Regions from separate parts of the Mus musculus genome. Here region 1 is linked to region 2. The links are chromatin loops, found by intact Hi-C in ENCODE. Cell type or tissue: heart. All regions are shown on one strand. Links, peaks and the distances in the headings refer to the core of each region. The heading gives the core; the rest is flanking DNA. Region 1 overlaps Gm39128 (a long non-coding RNA gene). Region 2 has its middle 140 kb from the start of Gm31401.

Region 1 (7,079 bases), core at 1,056-6,055, 950 kb after region 2:
GATCCTGAGTTCTTGATGTGAAAGTTGGAGAACAATGTGACAAATCCCAAATACCTAGTAAGCAAAATTTAAAAAGCAATGTCTAATAATGTCTTTAGAAAACTAATTTCGATCTATCATTTAGAACTAAAGTGTAAATCCTGACAGCATTTGAGTGAGAAAGATCAGGGAGAAAGCATGTAGTGTAATTGTCAGCGGGCAAATGTGATTTAGTATCCGTAATTATTAATATGTCAAAGTGGGCTTGAGTTTTCTTGAGCCTAGTTAATGAGAAAACCTTCATACACTTGATCTTAGCCAAAAGGCTGAGAAGTGATGAGAAACGATGAGAAAACCTTTCTTTTAGGCTTTTTGTTTGTTTGTTTGTTTGTTTGTTTGTTTAATTAAGCATTAGTCAGGTATTTTTCTGAAGAATATCTTGTTAGAAATCATAAACTGGGCCTTTGTCACCACAGAAGATTCTATAAGACTGCACACACACACACACACACACACACACACACACACAAACACATACCTGCACATTCTTATACATACTCACATACCCTCACACCCACACAAATATACACAGAAACACAAACACCTCTGCCTATACATACACACATACAAACACAAATACACCTGCACACACTCACACACACTTATACACATGTATCCACACATATACTTGCAGTCAAACATCATGCAAATATATACTCACACGTGCACACAAATGCACACACAGCCTAGAGATAAAACAATTGACTGTCTAGTGAAGTATTTGGATGAGCGTAAAGTTAAAGAGAAAACAGGCACATTAATTGAAGAACTACATCATTATTTACAGAACACTGACATTTCTTGACTCTGCTTCCATAGAATGATCACAGCCATCACCATCAGCCCAGGGACCTCCAGTGTCATTGTCCTTAAACAAGCAGGAATGCTAAAGACAAACAGTGAAAACCAGGAAATGTCACCGCCCAGTCACTTTATTCTACCACCATAAAGAAACTGGCCAGACCTGAAATGTCTAGTTAGGCCAGGATACCGCACTTGACCTGCCAGCTCTGACCCCTTAGGAGTAAACAAAGAACAGTTAGAGCTATTTCAGTGCAGCTGTGGCCTGAAGCAGCTACAGGAGCAATCACAAGCTCACAGGGACAGCAGGGTCAACCACAGCCTGCACGGCAGCCCCTCAAAACATCCATAGTGCCTCACTTGGTCCGTTCCGTTCAACTCTTTGAATTTCAACTTGATCTGATTTCCAAAGTTCTTACACAGCTCATGTGCACAGTTATGTCCTGACCTGGTTTGGCTCATATGCCATGATGTCAAGCCCAGAGAACAGTCACCCAGCTTGTGTGACATGCCCCAGTGCCCACCTCACCGTCGCTTCTCACTCAGCACAGCAGCTAAGGTCTCTGGTTTGAAAGCCAACAAGGTGTCTTTATGCTAAGTAACATGACCGGATGCTGTAGGTTGAACATCAATACTTGTTGGTTTTTCCAGACTAATTCCTACCTGCCACCTCTTAAACTTTCCTTTTGTGTGAGTGGCTTTTATATATTTTTAAGCAGCCTGAACAGGACCAAGCTTAAGTTGACATAGAGTGAAGAGCACGGTTGGGGGCTCGAGAGAATCTTGCTCTGAGATGGAGTTGTTATAGTTTAGAGAGTTCTGCTACTTTGCCTGCAACCTTAGGAAACCCACTCTGTCTCCTCATTTGACACAGATTCCACAGGGTGCGGTTATCAGTGAGCCCCAAAGGCATCAGAAGGGTTATTTTATCTAAAATTATTCTTTCCTACACTGTTGGAGTTACTATGGTAATTATGGCGAAAATTATCATAGTATTATTTAGTATACTGCATATATATGTATATAACTTTTATTATATCCAATGGACTTTTTCACATGTCAACTTGGTCTTAAATCTCACAAAGCCCCATCTGATCAGTATGGTCATTATCTCCACTGATAAATGAAGCCATGCTTGTCACACACCATGTGAGTATCCTGCTTCTTGGCCCTGCATGGTGAGTCGCTAATCTTATGCAATTTTGATGCCGCCATGCAATCATCTCCTTGGTGCAGCTAATGCTCAGCACTGCGTTAAGTCCAAAGTCACAGATGAGACTAGAGACACAAAGGCCATGGCCAGAAACTGCCTGATGCTATCCCTAGTTGTATCAAAAGGTGAGACAGGATGTTTGCCATGAGCAGGGTGCTCTGATGGTCTTATATATGCTACAATCTCTAGGAGTTGAATAGCATTTGGTTGCACTTCCCCCTAAGGCACTTGTTATTTCTCAGTGGTGTTCTATAGAACTGCACAGACAGAGAGGGAAGAGATAAATATCCCGTGCTGAACCTCAATGAATCAATCAAAATACTGACATGGATCAAAGTCAGTTCTTTCTATGTCTCCTTCAACTGTGCTAATGAATGAAGCAAATCAAACAGTTTTATTTACTAACGACTAAAAGTTCAGGCCAGTAAGCACATTAATATCTGTTCTTTATTTCTCTACAGTTCAACCAATTGCTATAGAATGCAGTGGGACCACCTTCCAGGTTAGATGTATTGCTTGGGGCTACCAATATTCACAACACATCGATCCTCAGTCCCTTAGACAGATGATGTGTGACCTGCAACAATTCACCGAGAGCCTGTCCTAGATGCTGGTCTGAGCCGAGTAAAATGGAGCTGATGAGAGGTCTCCAGAGCTGAACGCTGGAAGATGCATAGGCCCTGGCCGGGAAGAGGAACAGCTTGTCAAGCCCTGTGTGGAATAGGAGTGGTGGGATGAGGACTGTGTCAACCCTACTCTGATGTATGAAATGAGACAACAGACCTATGTAGGAAAGTGGCAGGATTTGTGGTGATAGACAGGGACTTTGCTGTTCAGTATCCACTGTTAGAAGGCAGCCACACTTTCGAGAGAATCTGAATTCAGCAGACTGTTCAGAGAGTAAAGTCATTCCTTCAGACATGCACAGCTCTATGTCACCACACTGTAATTCGGGACAGTATGAAGTCCTTGGAGGTTAATGGGCACAGTGCCCGTTGTGTAGATGTACCACATTTTCTTTATCCACTCTTCAGTTGAGAGATGTCAAGTCGTTTCCAGGAGATGCCCTTAGGTGAAAGGGGTGACACTGGAGACTGTGATCAACAGGCGGAGGCTGAGCAAATATCTTCAAATGGATGGCATGTTTGGAGAACTCTGCTTTATTGCCAGTGCTAGCCCTACTTGAATCGGATTCAGCAGGACCAGCTGCAGAAGCTGGGTAGGAGCTACAGAAGCAGGTATCAGGTAAATACAGATTGGGGACTGCAGTCAACACCACTGCACGTGGGTGGAAGTCTCTATGAAAACTTCCCCTGAGATTGAGACAAAGCTCAGCTTAGCAGTCCAGGACAGACAAACAGCTGCTAAAGTTCAACGAGGAAATCTCCCAAGTCATTTGCTAGGTCGGGATGTGATAACACGTACTCCCAGGGTACCGTCCCCACAGCGTCCCCATCCTGGGTGTTCCATTTAGCTGTGCTGAATCTGTAACTCCTATTCAGGAGATCATAGAGTGCCCAGGCCAATATTTCTCATTTGTGTACCTATTGAACTTACCCCTCCCTGAAAGAAAACCCTAAATTTACCTCTTATTTTAAGCAGCTTTCATCGTCGCGCTAGGCAACCTAGAAGGTCCCAAGCCCACGGGACCTGGATTGCGAGTGCTCTACATCATGGAGACCGCACATAAACATCGCCGAGTTAAAACGCAATGTATCACATGGAACTTGGAAAGCTACCTTGTCTTTTTTTATATATTGTGTGTGCTAACTCATTCAGTCTATAAAGATGAAATCTAAAAACCCAAAGAAACAAGCATCTCTGAGCATATAAGACTCATTTTACATGTAATTAGAGCTAACAATTTCTTTCATTTATAAAACATACTCTGATGACCTTTGAGGTTGGTGGCGGGATAGGACATTAGCTTATAATTACGGTTTGATTTGCAAGGAAATGTTGAAATAACTTCCTGTGGAACTCAAGAGCAGATTTGAAGCGGTGAAGCACCACTGCCCCCTGCTGTTGCACATTGTCATAATCGTCAAGAGATTTAAGAGAAAATCACTTTGCAAGCTAGAAGTGAACACTTTCCGTTCAGGATTGTGAAAATCTAATTTTTTAAAATCTCTTCACATACTTAAAATTTTTAATTATGTTTTAATAGTTTAAAATGCAGATATAAATCGCCAATTCAGAAACTCTTGAGACAGTCGTGATGGCTGCTAACATCTTGCACTCACAGAACATTTTAAAAGAACAATTAGTGTGACCTGTCATTCACTCAAATTATCCCCAGGAAGAGGGGAGTCATCACCCTTCATCTGCTCAGCTTCTTAGGTCTGCTGCTGTCACCCCTAAATGCTTTCTCAGTACAAGACATAGACATTTAATTTGCATGCTTTTACAGGCCAGTGGGTGTTTCTTTATTCCACAGCACCAGCAAGACAGTTCCTAAATTGCACAAACAAACGATGGGCCGTTTTGGAGTGAAACTGGTCTCCATACAGACAGAGCAAAATAATGAGACATTTGCCAGGTCTCCACCATCACATCCTATTACAACGGAAAACTGCAGTCAAAACCTGAGAATGGGCCCCCATTTCTACTTAATTATGATTTATGACCCAACCAAGTATCGATGCCTGCTCCAAACACTAGCTTATTTCTTATTCTTTTGTATCTAGAAAGGCAATTGCATCTGTTCTCGGCTTAAGGGTTAGAGCAGAAAGATTGCCTTCAACCTGGTTTGTGTCTGTCACTGCACAAGAAAACACCCAGATGGGGACTATTTGCTTTAGATATCCAGACTGTATTTGTGAGAGTTTTGTTTACGTTTATCTTTTTTCTTCTGTGTTCTGGCAGCCACATTTTCAGGGTCTGCAACCATTCCTGCAGAGGGACGTCCATTTCACTAATAAGATCCACTCGGATGCTGCAGTAAACTCATGTCAAAGCTTTGTAGCTTTGTCCTATTAACTGCTCACGAAAAACCTGATTGCCTTTCACATGCCTTTTATAAAGCAAAAGAATGTTGTCCTGTTGCAGAGCGGTCTGTTTTGGTACTAATGGCCAGAGTGTAGGGGGAACTCACCTGCCACACTGTTGCCGCTTCGTATCCTCTGTCACCTTTGCAGAATGGCCTTCCCCGCAGCAGAGTGTCCGTTAAATCAGTCAGGAACCCTACAGTAGAGCTGATGCTGCAGAGGAATAAAAGAGCTGAGATCTGGGTCTCAAACTCCCTGTTCTAGTTTGCTTTCTGTTGCCGAAAAGGCGCCATGACCAAAAGTAACCTGAGGAGGAGGAAACGGTTTATTCCATTGTATAGTTTTTATTCAGTCAGTAATCAGGGGACACCAAGGCAAGGACCTGGAATCAGGAGCTGAGGCAAAGACCATGGAGGAACTGTGTTTACAAGCTTGTGTTCCCTGACTTTCTCAGCCGCACCTCCTTAGGAACGGCACACCCACAGTTGTCTAGGTTCTCCTATATCAATTAGAAATTAAGAAAATGCCTCCCAGACTTGGCCACAGATCTGGGCACTTCTTCAGGTGAGATTCCATCTTTTTCTGTGACCCTAGGTTGTGGTTGACAGCTGAAGCTATGACACCTCCCATAAAAAGAGAAAAATTAATTTAAGCTTGAGATAAGCCCTGGTGAAGAAATGAAGGGAGTTCTTGCTAGAGGGAATGACAGACATTTCAGCTTGAGGCTGTGGCTGTGCCAATGAACCCTTCACATCTCAGATGTGCTGATTGGCAGACACACTTGTACTATGTATTCCACAAAGAAAACATGTGGCCAATTAAACCATGACCCCATGATTTCCTTCAATTAGAATCTTTATACTCATCAGAAGCGATTATTCTAGATATATTTAGATGCAGCTTTTAAAATCAGGTGTCACCTTTAGGTGAATGTGCAGAAGAAAATGTAAGCCAAATAAATTAACTAAAGTAATTACAAAACTTTCTTTTTCCTGTTTAGAGTTCAGTGGGGAGTGTGGAACAAGAGGAAGCTAAAAGACCCGGCCGAGAGCATAAAGAAAAGGCCTGGCTTATAGGAGAAATAGAACAATGATTTCGGCAGCGTGCAGCCAAGAGCCGCATTGTAAAGAATCTTGGCAATGTGGATGGGAATAACTCAGAAGAGAATGAAGAGGCAGGCCTGATCCCTGGGCAGCTGGCATGCTGTATTCGTTTATTCTCACCTTTAGTTCATTAGAAGCAACACTGGGAAGAAGAAATGTAGGAGAGAAAGGTTTAGTTTTATCTTACGGTTTTCATTCCTGGTGTCAGAAGTGTTCCTCCCAGGAGGCAAGAGCATTGTGATAGACACCTTACTTACAGATTCAAAAGGAGCAGGAGAACTCGAGAACAGTGTAGCACTCAGTGGCCTGACCACAGAACTAACCCGTGAGAGCTAGAGTGCACCCCAAAAAGGTTCCAAGCCTTCGAAATAGTGCCACAAGCCAGAGATTCAGTGTTCTAAACATGAGCCTGTATGGCTAGTCCGATGGCAATCATCACACTCTGCCCCCGGCCCTCAAAGGCCATCACACAATACACAGTGAATTTGGTTGAATTTCGAAAGTCCCTGAAGCTTTAATAGTTTCAAAACTTGAAAAAAAAGTGTGTGTGTGTGTGTTTACTGTGACGCAAGACACCCTCTAAGCTGTGAGTGTGCATAAAGATGAAAAGAGAGTTATATTCAGTGTGCACACTAAACATGTCCATCCCTATATGGAGAAACAGAGTCACAACAAGAGAGACTGAACCAAACTAAGATTAAAACCCAGCCGGGCAAACAAATTCTTGCAGCTTACCTCACATGGTGAAAGTCCAACAGACTTAGTTCACACTACAACCCTGAAATATGCGGCCCTCACGGCATCACCTTGACCTAGGTGCAGTAGGGTGCCTATAGGCTGCTTCAGCAGACATCACAAATTCCTAAGATCTTCACCTACAGACTGGTGTCTTGGAAAGTGGAAAGTTTTCTTCCTAATTCTGGAAGCTGGAAATCC
Region 2 (7,079 bases), core at 951-5,950:
AGGTAAAGATTTATTTATTTACTTACTTACTTATTTATTTATTTAATAAGGCATCTCTTCCTAATAATGTCTTACCATACAAGAACATTTTTTTAAATTCATAGCAAAATAAATCCATATATGAAAAGCCTGGTTATGGAATCTCTGACACTAAATATTTTAAAGCATTTTCTTTAAAATTGACTTCCACTAAAATTAGGATCTCCATACAGCAAAAGACAGCATCGAGTATATAAAGGCAGAAAATGAGCAAGAGATGTTAGACACAGAAGAGACAGTAAAACAGTGTGTAACTTAATCTGCCTCAGTCCAGTGGTCACTAGAACAAAATGCCTTGGGCTTGATAAGTTACTACTGGTTTTAAAAAAAAATGGGGGAGGGGCTTGTCCATAGATCTGGAGGCTGGGAAGCCTGAGATCAAGGTACTACAAGATTCCTTGACTGGTGGTGGCCTCCTTGCTGCCTCAAAGATAGCTGCTTTGAAGTGATCAGGCCATCACTTCCTTCTTCAACGCTGAAAAGGACAAACCATGTGTCCCAGGCCTCATTAAGGAGCATGAATCCCATTCTGGTGGGGTCTAGTCATGAACAGTAACCTCCCAAAAGCTCTGCTTTTAGCAATGCTTCATTCAGGATCGAGTTTCTACGTGAATATTGTGAAGGCATTAGGATTCAGGACTACAATAGAGCCACAGATACTGTTAAGAAAACTCCACCCTATTGAAGTACTAGCAATGGACACAAACAGCTGTCCACACAAATGGATCAAAACCAGGGGGAAAAAAAAGATTCTCCACTTTAGCTGTTACTTCTAAACTTTACATTGAGACCAAACCAAGATACCACTCGTGCTTTAGAGTGTAAATTTCATAAAGCCTGATGATTTTAAAATTTGTTTATGGGCCAGCAGGGGAGTCAGCATACTATGGCTATACTCAAAACAACCACTTTTGAATTCAGTCAATGTCAGTATTTGCCTACTTTACTGCAACTTCAGGAAGCACTTGCTCATGAATATAAAGAACATAAAAATAATCTCTATAATAATTAGTGATGGAGAGGTCGGGGTGAGAAATCACCAGGTGTCCAAAAAACAACAACGTGGAGCCTGTATCCATTCGGATGAAACAAGAAGGTAAAGCAAATCTTTCTAGGGTCCAGTTTCCTGGGAATACTGACATGACCTGTAGATATCTGGAGGGTTTTGCAGGGTCTCCTTGGGAGACGTATGCCTGGCATTCATCACTGGTCTACCTGGGAACTCACAGTCATGTGCCCTCTCTGCTCCCATCTAGACCTGTGACGTCACAGTCTATACTTTAGCAGAATTTATGTGCATTTTAAGATATGAGAAGAACTACCCAAGCATCTCTCAGTATATCCACAGTTAGCTATACCTTTCATTCTGTACAGGTAACATCCTTAATACCAGCTAGGGTAGAAATTAAATTACTTGGCCTTAGTTCCTGGAGCTCACACACCAGCACCTTATACATACATACATATACTATTTGTGAGTATTCTTTGATATGTGTACATGCACATGCTAATACATACATGTTCACAACCTGAATGGTCTCTCATGAGTAAAATAAGTTTTTCTTTCAATTTATTGGCATTCGGTAATTTGATGCAATGCTGACATGACCTGTGTTCCTTTTTCTTCTCTTCTATCTGAAAACATCCCTTCTCATGATAGTGATCTGGGCTCCAACTATTAATACACTAAAATGTATCTGCACAAACAGGGTGACCTGAGTCACTCCACTGAAGAAATGAAGAAATGGAAGAGCTCACATAAGACCACCTAAATTCTGGATGCCTTTTGTACTTAGCAGAGAGCACAGCCTTTAGTTCAGTCCCCTGAGCTGCCCCTGAGTAGCCCTTTGATTTCAAGATAATCAGCTCAGATGGCAACCGGTACAGGCAGATTTGAAGCAGAGTATCAGTGCCTCTGGTGTATATCTGCAGTGCTGTTACAGTACAGCTGTGATCGGCCTAAACTGATTCCCAATAGACCCTGTTCTAGTTTGCTTTTCTGTTGCTGAGATAAAACTCTCTGACCAAAATCAGCTTAGGAAAGGAAAGGGGTTGTGTCAGCTTGCAGGCTAGAGTCTGTCGTCAAGAGGAGTCAGGGCAAGAACTAACGGCAGGTCTGATTGCTACTCCACAAAGCATTACCTCTAGCCAAGGAACTCACAGTCATGGAAGTGTGACAGAAACCATAGAGGCATGCTGCTTGCTGGCTCACTCGCAGACCCATGTTTAGCTAGCTTTCTTATACTACCTGGAGCCATCTACCTGAGGGAAGGTGCCACCCACAGTGGGATGGACATTCCTACATCAATTAACAATCAAGATGAAGTCCTCACAGACTTGAAACTCCCTTCTTATATGACTCTTAAGCTATGTCCAGTTGATGGTTAAAGCTAACTAGGACAGATCTCATTTACATCAGTAATACTTTTAAATATATATGTATATGATACTCTATAAAAAAGGAAATAAGTAATAGATTATAATAATGAGAAGTGTGTGTTTCTAATTTAGATTCTTGGGCTGGAAGGCATAAAGCATTCTAAGTGTCTACACATAGGTATCTACATGCTCTGAACAGAACCACAAACGCTGAAGCAGTTATAAGCACTATCAGATACGGGTGTGTGGTGTTAAGCTTGATTGCTTAAAATGTTGTTACTATCGCTCACTTGGGTGAATGTACCATTTGGTGAGAGTTTGAAACCCAAAGTGCAAATAACTCTCAATTTACACAATAGTTTTATTCTTAAACCATCATTAAGTTCCTGTCAAAAGGTGAAGACAAAGCAAAGGAAAAGGAAAGGAAGGAAGGAAGGAAGGAAGGAGAAAGAAAAGAAAGAAAAGTGACATGATTCCGCACAAATAATTTTTAAGGAGATTCTTAAAGAGAAAACCAACAGCAAACAAACCTAGAAGATTATTTGATGAACCACAAGAAGGTTTTCAAAATTTGACACAACTTTCTGTTGTGCAGCCAAGTGTGGTCTTAGCAATATGTATTCTATTCTCGATCCTTATCCAATAATCACTGTGGACCCTTTCCCACCCCCACCCCCACCCTACCCCCAGGTCAATGTGGAGACACAAACTACCCTTGCAGACGTCCCTGGAAGAGGGATCCTCTAGGAGGCAGTACTGCCCCACAGAGACCATGCTCTAAGCAGGCTAGTGAGAAGGGCAGCACTTTGGCCCCAAGCTGCCTTTGGACTTGAACCAATTATCTCTTGCTCCAGAAATGCTTCAAGTGGACATTTATTTCCATGGCTTCTGACTCTCCCTTCAAACACTGTGTGTTCCTATCAGCCACCAGCAGGCTACTTAAATTAAATACCTGAAAATGTTGCAAGCTAATTCAAGTCACGTTGATTGCTTATACCAACCAAAGTGAGAGTGTCTATCTAGAGTCAGATATTGGTGAATGCCATGTGTCAAGGGTTTATCTCATAGGAGGTGAGTCTAGTTTGTAAATATTTAACAGTACACACCTGACTTCTATGAAGGAGCTTGAGTTACTTCCTCTTAGTCTCTGTTTTCATACCCAAGTCCCTTTAACTGAATGAAGTACAACACAATCATTGACCTTCCTCTCCTCACTGATAACATTAAGTGACATTAGTACAGAGCTCTCTACCTTCCTTTCTCAAGAGTAAACTTGAACACCAGTATCAAAGGAGTAGGAGTGTCTGTTGTTCATTCTCTAAAGTGCCTGTTGCAATCAACTTGTAAAACAAGGCACATATTCAAGCACTTACACACAGTATACAAACACATATACAAGTTGAGTTCTAGTTATATGCAAAAGTAAAAGCTTTCTTTGTAAAAATATTTGGTAAAGAGGAGTTTTAGTGCATATAGGACATTTATGGAAAAATGACATAGAGACTCTGGAATGGTTTTGCCATTGTGTTAGCCCCTGGCTAGAGAGCAGTGAGAAGTGGGTCACCTGTGGATGAAGCAGATACCTCATGTTACTAACGCAGTACCTTTATCTCAGATAGTTCAAGGAAATGCTACTAGGACCTTTACCATCAAATCCACACCCTAAGCACGGGAAAACCAGGATGCTTTGCCTCCTTACCTTGAACTTTGGAATGCAGTAGTCAGTAGCCTTAGAGACACCTCCTAGTTTGAAGTGTGTAAAGAAAGAGTAATTGAGCTAGGGAACAAGAGAGTAAAGGCCAGGCCAGCTACCCCAGGGAGATCCTAGTAGCCAGGTTTCTAAATTGTCTGTGAACATTTTCATAAAGATACTTACTGAAGCTTCCAGAAATTGTCAAAAGATACTTTATATAAATTTTATATTTGTGTGGGCTGGCTAGATGACTCAGCAGGTAAAGGCCATGAAGCCTAACAAACAGTGTTCGGTTTCAGGAACCCATATGGTAGAAGGAAAGAACCAGTTTCCCAAATTCAGACTTACACACACACATACACACACACACACACACATGCTTTTTACAAATAAAGCTAAAAATGAATATTTAGGTGCTGGTAAGAGTCCACAAGGCCCTTAGGTAGTCAGCCAAGCTTCTGATGTCAAGAAGCCATCATTCCTGGGACTATTATGATATACTTCTGCTGACTCTGTTAAACTTGTCTTTACAGACTTTAATGCACAGCACTGTCATTAAAATATAGGTCCTGAAAGGCTGGAAAGACTGCGCAGTACTTAAACGCATTGGCTGTTCTTGCAAAGGACCTGATTTCAGTTCCCAGCACCAATGTGGTGGCTCACGGTCATCTGTCACTCCAGATCCAGGGAAGCCAACACCCTCTTTTGACTTCTGTGGGTACTAAGCACATACATGGTACACAGACACACATGCAGGCAAAACACTCATACATACAAATTAAGGTAAATACATCTTTTTAAATTGTCTGTTATAGATTCTAGAAAAAAATTATACATCTTCTGGTCACTCTTTTCAAATAGTTCTTAGGAATCTATCCAAATGTATCTGTTAATGTTGTTTAAATTAGATTTCAGCGTTTAAAACATTGCGAGGAGAATAATCACACCATAGAAAGGAGAGCCAGCACACATTCAACGCATAATATATTATGAAATATTTCCATTTGTAATAAGGAAACAACAAACCTGATGTAGCCAAATTAGTTAACAATGAATATAATGAGCCAGACCCTTCACTGTTTCTAAGGGCGTATTAATCCAGGTGGAACAAACAAGGCGAGATGATATAAACACTGTCTCCACTCTGCTTTACCCTCTTCACAAAAAGCCCCCAAGTCTGACCTTCAAATTCTGTCTGCATGACAGCAACATGATCTGTTGAAAAATGTCAAGCAACATTTCATTTCTGCTTAACCCAGAGCAAAACAATAGTTTATGTATCTGGTTGGTTGTTCATTTACTCACTAAAGGGATGGGCACTGGCGCTGTCCCAAACAAGAGGGGCTGATGTGGGAGAGCGAGGTTCCTGCTCACCGTTGAGCCTGTGCTTAGAAACAGGACAAACTAAGACAAGGCCAATGCCTTGCACTAAAATGTAGAAATATGCTCCATGCCAGACCCATGAGGTCTGACCCTTGACTCTGCTCTGTCATTCCCCAAACCTGTCCCTTCCTAAGAACATGCAAGTCCTCGTTCATTATTTTCCACTCCACTCTTTGAGGCAGGTGATCCTTTTTTTTCATTTATGTAGTGCTTGGATGAGCCATAATCTTAATGAAGTGGGTATTTGAAGGAAATCAGAAGAGTACAGAAGCTGATGGAGTGGATTTTAAGAGTAGCAGGTCATAACTCCAGCCAACTACACAGTAGGTTACAAACCGTTATAAGATTTACCAAAGGCGGAAAAGGGATAGGACTCACAACATCCCTCATGGCAGTATTTCCAATATTGATCTCACATTGTCTATAAACCTAGTCCCAAATTGTATTTCATAGTTCACTAGAACCATTCTCTGTTATTAACCACAATACTTAAGAATGCAAACACCTCCTGATATTTGGGATGTCATAAGTGAAAGTTATATTGGTCTAGCTCCTCGACCAGTATTAGAAGTCACCCAAGTAGAACTGTTCATATAAAGATTAAATCTTAAAAGTAACAGCAAAAATAACCTTGTCCTGACAGACTATAACTGGGTTTTGAAAGTACCAGTCATATGTAGCAAGACAATGTGGATGATCACCAAGGTAGTTAGCAGGTATGGTTGTGGGATATGTGTGTTTGTGGAGGTTAGTGCAGGCAAGGTTTGTTGTGTAATTAACACAGTGTTTGGTGAGTGGTCCCAGAATTGGCCAGTGTAATAGCTTGAATAGGCTTGGCCCAGGTAGTGGTACTATTAGGTGTGGCCTTGTTGAAGGAAGTGTGCCATTTGGGCATAGGCTTTAAGATCCTTACCCTAGCTTGCTGAAAGCCAGTCTTCTCCTGTTTGCCTTTGAAACAAGATGTAGAACTCTCAGCTCTTCCTTCACCATGCCTGCCTGGATACTACCATGTTCCTACCTTGATGATAATGGACTGAACCTCTGAACCTGTAAGCCAGCCCCAATTACATGTTGTCCTTATAAGATTTATCTTGGTCATGGTGTCTGTTCACAGCAGTAAAACCCTAATTAAGAGAGCCAGCTATATGTCTTGTGCGCGCCCTGACTCGACAGCAAGAACGACGCTGCAACAGGATCCTTCTGTACACGTTTATTGGGAGAGCTTGATTGCAGAGGCGAAGAGACCCCCAAGCCCAGAACTGGTGCTGCTTATATAGGCCTAGGAGAGGCGTGTCTCACACCTGGATTGGTTATGCATGGGTTATGCTTACCACCTCATTTGCATGCCTACATCTAATTGGTTAACTTGTCTCTCATCTGATTGGTTAATTTTGGTTAATTCTCAAAACCTCATCTTGGCAAAAAAACTTTGCTGCCTATGTATGTGTGGTGGCCAGCGGAAGCCAGCGCCACCCTGCAACAGCACATGTGGCTTCCCATATATATGGTGCTTGCATATAGAGCTTGAGGAGCATTCAGAGCAGGAAGCTGGTTCATACTCTTCTTCCCCGTGTGTCATTGGATG

Evidence for each region. A loop is a pair of places that touch in the nucleus more often than their neighbours do. Peaks named below come from ENCODE experiments on the same cell type or tissue, not always from the same donor. Only the 100,000 strongest peaks of a DNase experiment are listed, where the experiment ranks them.
Region 1: it touches region 2 in a loop (3.0-fold over the local background); 2 of 42 quality-filtered maps call a loop at or near these places.

What each region holds. Positions count from the first base shown.
Region 1 is chr8:9,171,002-9,178,080 of GRCm38, forward strand. It overlaps Gm39128 (a long non-coding RNA gene), which reads left to right. Exons shown (of 3, transcript XR_870129.3): 2 at 2,515-3,298; 3 at 3,656-3,773. Among named protein-coding and RNA genes, the nearest start is that of Gm39128, 7.0 kb to the left of the region's middle. In heart, for the core only: a CTCF peak has its summit at 4,068 (motif pointing left); no DNase peak of the experiment used is centred there; H3K27ac peaks cover 420 bases; H3K27me3 peaks cover 384 bases.
Region 2 is chr8:8,222,107-8,229,185 of GRCm38, forward strand. No RefSeq gene overlaps it. Among named protein-coding and RNA genes, the nearest start is that of Gm31401, 140 kb to the left of the region's middle. In heart, for the core only: a CTCF peak has its summit at 3,174; no DNase peak of the experiment used is centred there.